Linked DNA regions of Homo sapiens: region 2 is linked to region 1. The links are chromatin loops, found by intact Hi-C in ENCODE. Cell type or tissue: PC-3. All regions are shown on one strand.

The links. Hi-C counts contacts between places; a loop is a spot of excess contacts. Peaks named below come from ENCODE experiments on the same cell type or tissue, not always from the same donor. Only the 100,000 strongest peaks of a DNase experiment are listed, where the experiment ranks them.
Region 2: a loop joins it to region 1, with 4 times the contacts of the local background. A loop is called at or near these places in 8 of 110 quality-filtered maps.

Annotation. Positions count from the first base shown.
Region 1 is chr7:12,242,972-12,245,471 of GRCh38, reverse strand. TMEM106B (transmembrane protein 106B) reads right to left here. Exons shown (of 8, transcript NM_001134232.2): 8 at 2,105-2,500. Among named protein-coding and RNA genes, the nearest start is that of TMEM106B, 33 kb to the right of the region's middle. In PC-3, a CTCF peak has its summit at 1,154 (motif pointing right); a DNase peak (open chromatin) is centred at 1,131; H3K27ac peaks cover 350 bases.
Region 2 is chr7:12,066,212-12,068,711 of GRCh38, reverse strand. All of the region lies in intron 1 of LOC124901589 (a long non-coding RNA gene), which reads left to right. Among named protein-coding and RNA genes, the nearest start is that of TMEM106B, 140 kb to the left of the region's middle. RefSeq lists an enhancer at 1,555-2,500. In PC-3, a CTCF peak has its summit at 1,046 (motif pointing left); DNase peaks (open chromatin) are centred at 1,031, 1,361 and 1,941; H3K4me3 peaks cover 1,261 bases; H3K27ac peaks cover 1,984 bases.

The DNA of each region.
Region 1 (2,500 bases):
AAGTGGGAGGACTGCTTGAGTCTGGGAGTTTGAGGCTGCAGTAAGCTGTGATTGTGTCACTGTACTCCAATCTAGGTGACAGAGCAAGACCCTGTCTCAAAAATAAAAGTTTAAAAATTGATCTCTAAAACAAACGGATTGAATTACAAAGGGTGAGTTTGTGTTAGTCTTTTCTTTTAAAAAACTTAATCATAAGATCATAAACTTATGAGTAAGCTAAAAATCAAGTGGGCCAAATAATCAGATGATTACATTACCTATGACATGAAATAGAAAATACTGCTCATAAAAAGAATAAACAGAAATGTTTACTGGGCTGCCTTAATGTTTCAACTTTTCAGCCACAAAATAACTTAGACTTTCAAAATAAAGAAAGATATATCTGTTATATTTACACTAGTCTGAGTCCCAGTTAATTCTGGATACAGCCAACTGGACTGGGTAAATGTCTCTTCAACTCAACTGGAATACTCTTAGAATGAACTGTCTAAACATTTAAATAGGTAGTTTGTAAAAAAATTGAAAGTGGCAGGTTGCTGCCAGTATTTTATCTACAGCTCTAGATAAAGTAAATAAAAATGCTTACCACTGAGAGCAGGTGTCCTTGAATACTGTACTGCTAGAATTGAGAAGTGAAAAAAGGATTTGAACAATGCTTCCAGCACCTAAAATCATGCTGCTTTAAAAACGCACCCTATCTAAAGTCATTTTGGCTTTCCCGAAATCAGTATGCCTGTATACTCATAACTGGTATATAAGATGACCATTCAGGCAAGTCAGTTTTATCTTACTATTGTTTGAATTAAGATAAATATTTATGTTTTAAAAATTATATACCTTCAATAAGTCATAAAAGGATAAAAGCAGATCTAAGTTAAAACCCGGATTTGACTTGAAAAATTAAGTAAATAATAGTATAGTCTATTCCAATCAAAGCTTAGGAAATATGTCACAAAGTACTTTCTGTCAGAGTTAATAGGATTAACAAAGAGAGATTATTTTATCACCTCCTTAGAGTACAGGGCTTCCCAACATTTGTCCTCATGCCATTCACAGAAAACATTTGCTCAGCCCATTAGGACAAACCAATGAGGAAGCTCCCAGTCTGAGATGACCAGCCACTCCAGGACTTATGTGGCCACCAGAGGGCTGGCACGCCTGCAACCCATTGTAGTACAATGACTGGAAAGTTCTGCTTAGACTCTTCATGATCTTCCTTACCCTGTATCCCGTTCTCCCAGCCCCTCAAAATGCTATAGTTGTACTGCAGCTCTGTTCTCCATTGTAGTACTGTAACAGATAATGAAAAATAGAAGAGGGTAATGTGTAGGCGAGATAAAGGGGATGAAACAGTGTATTTTTGGCCAGTAAACTGTCTTATTTTGAGTTTGAGACTGTATACTTTCATCATTGTATCCCCTACAATCAAACACAATGCCGTGTGTATAGTTGTTGCTTATAGTTGACTGGATTGAAACTTTGGGTACCCATCACCACACCATTTTGAGTTCTTGCAATTCTAAGTGTCATAATTAGATCTTTAAATATACTTGGAAAAAGATGATAATAATTTCATAAAGGGAGATTGTGGTACTACTTACATAATATTTTGCCTTTAATAAGTCTTATGATGATAAAATCCAGCCTAAGTTAAAACCTAAGTAGTGTGGATCAAAAATAAAACAATGTACCATTTTCCCAACATTGTTAATGAGTTAGTTTTTAGATTGAAAGAGCAAGTCAAAGTTTAAACCCCAAGTTGAACTAACCCTCAGTTTTTAAACTGTAAAAAGGAAAATAGCAACAATAGTACAATAGTACATACCTCGTAAGGCTGTATATATTATAAAAAAAAATGCCTAAAGAATGCTTGTTATAGTGCCTGACACGGAGAAAACTCTTAACATTTTATCTATTACTTAGTACATCAACTTTATTCCATTGAACACATTAGCTCCTGAAATAACTTTTCAGTTTGTTATATCTCTTAACAGGTATTAAGTAAGTTCAAAGACTATAGAGTACTACAGCATTTTTAAAAAATATGTCAATGTATGGCTTTGTGTGAGCTGAACAAATTTTCCCTGATATAAATAGCACAACATGCTTTTCAAATTATCTTTTATTTCCATGAGAATGATACATTTCTTCTTAAAAATTAGTATCAAAATACATACTATTTAAATGAATTAATGTGATCGTTCATACAATCTTCTTCATACATTAAAATGTGAGGTTGACTTATAGTAGTCATATATATTAAGCCTGAACTGACTTTTTAATACAACAGTAATGTAATGGCCTCCTCTTCTTGAATCATGTGACAATGCCACTATTGAAATCACTAGTGGTAAAGTAACAATATTTATATAAATAAAAAACCTTGAAAATATTAAAGCTTTTTTAAAGATTCTGTAAAAATCTAATGATGTTATACGAAGTTCTTTTCAAGAACAAATGTTTGAGTGATAAGTAGTTGAGTCCTGCAGGAATTAATAAC
Region 2 (2,500 bases), 180 kb after region 1:
ACTGGGTGAATGCTCACGTTCTCAAACTACTATAGCAGCCCTATGAATCATACTCCTTTCTTCTCCTGAAAAGAGGATGTCCAAAATGGACATTAACTCAACCCAAGTGTATAACTGAGGTCCTAAAAATTGATCAATTTGATCTGCCACTCCGTAAGGGTCATCTAGTAATGGCTTAAGCTCCTTTTTTAAACTCTGGAATTCTGAACTGGTTAAGGGAGTATCCATGAAGTCAATGGTTCCTCCTCCTTGTGGCACCTATCTTAAGGGAAGGAGATCAGGGGCTGACTCTTTAGTTGTAGAGGGAAAAGGGAAGTTTCGGATATCCTTTTTATATTGTTCTATTTCACATTGGAGTCCCTTTAGGGAGGGGTCCTTAGGCTGTTAGGGGACAGACTCTTGGGATGATAATTTCCAAGAGTCAGGATTGTAAGGAGGGGGAATAACGTGAGTAGGTGAAGAATCTGGAGCAGGATCTTGGGCAGCAGCAGCTGTCTGAGGAGAGGGCTTGGGGTCACTGAGCAGGGGAAGATGGTCTAGGGGATCCCATATGCTGGAGTCTTTGCGCATGGGAACTAACTTATGTAATTTTTCCTTTTGTGATGTTACATTGGGTTCTTCCCTAGTTGTCTTTAAGGGGAAAAGGACAGGTCTCTGCCTCCAACAAAGAGCATAGTCTAGTTCCTCTTGAGAAACGAGGCTTTTATCATTTACATATTGAATGAAAAGCTGACACATTACATCTTCATTCGACCCAAACTTTGGTCAGAAGATTTGAGGGTTTGAAGATGGGTCTCTGAGTCCAAATAAAACAGCAATATTTTATCATTTGTTGCTTTTTCTTATGTTTAGTCCTCTCATTATTTTTCCAGTATTTTAACATGAGACCTAGGGGACTATGAGGGGGAATCATCTTTGTTGGTATTTTTATCCTTTTTACTCCCTGTCTTGCTTAGGGTATTTCCCATGTTGGGTCCTAGTTAGGCTTAATCCCTCATACTAGAGATTTCTTGCCTATCTTTTAGCCCCACCTGCTGGAGGATCCTTGCACCCTTCTTTTGCTTCATCCACTCTGGCCGCTTCCCTTTTGGGTGTCTAGGCCCCTCTTGGTATTGGCATGCCAGTTTGAACCCCATGGCAGGATCTGTCCTAAGCCGTATGAGGTGACCATGGAACCGCAGATAGGACCCACTCACTCCACACAGCGGTAGTGCGTAGTACCATTCACACAAGCAGCACTGCAAGCAGTAGTGTTTGTGATCATTTAAACACACTTTTAACCTCCAGAATATCTTGACCAGCAAGGAAATACTTCGTCACCCCTGCGACATTGCTTAACTTGGTCTGTGTACAGAGTTACCTGATTGCTGCGGTATGTGAGAATCCTTTCCCCAAGCTATCATCCTGTTTCCTTCTGGGTTGTTGAGAGCCCGAGTTTATTTGTCGCACTGGGTGGTTCCCCATCTCTCACCCTGAGGCCACCACAATGAGGCAATGGGACGCGTCTCCCCACGAGAAGTGAATGGAGACCCATTCCCTGGAGGAGAATGGGAATCCCGGGCAGGCGCCCAAAATTGTTGGAAGTAAATGCTCGGTGCCACAAAGTGAAAATAGCATTCAGACAAAAGTTTTCTCAACAAAACAATTTACTTCTATAGAAGGGTGAGTCTCATGGATAGAGCAATGGAGAGAGCACACCAGACAAGGGAGGGGAAGAGAGTCTTATCCTTAATGCAGTTAGTCCCTACTGCTGTGTCTTTCCTCTATTGACTAGGGTTAGACCGCACAGTCTAAGGTAATTCGGGTTGGCTATTTTAAAGAGAGCAGTGGTACAAGCTGAAATGGCAGGGTGAGTAGTTTTGGTGGGAGGGATGGTTACAAAACAGGTGACTAAGTATGACTAAGGACAGAGCAGGTGACTAAGGACAGAACAGGTGACTATAAGGATGACTAAAGACAGAGCAGATGACTAAGGACAGAGCAGGTGACTAAGGACAGAGAGGGTGATAGAGGTTAGGAGGGGGTTGTTTACTGAAACTAGGGACAAAGAGACGTAAAGAACAAGGAAGTTAAACTTTAAGATGAGGAACAAAGAACAGGGAAGCTGAACATAGTGACATATTGGTTCTTTAAAGAGAAATCTACTGTATCCTACAAGGCCTTAGTGCAGACCAAGTTGCATTACTTCTGTGGTATGGCAAACAGTCCTAAAATAAGCAGATATAAAACAAACAAAATCATACAGCATGTTTTCTATTAGGAATACAAAGGGAAAGCAAACGTAACATGTCTAGTCCTTAGTAAAACCTGGGTGACAAAAGAGAAGAGTGAAAAAGGGCAGCACATCATTGTGGTATATGTTTCTTATATATGTTTCTTAACGTCCTTTCGTTCTTTACGTCTCTTGTCCCTAGTTTCAATAAACAGCCCCCTCCTAATCTCTATCACCTGCTCTGTCCTTAGTCACCTCCTCTGTCTTTACTCATCCTTATAGTCACCT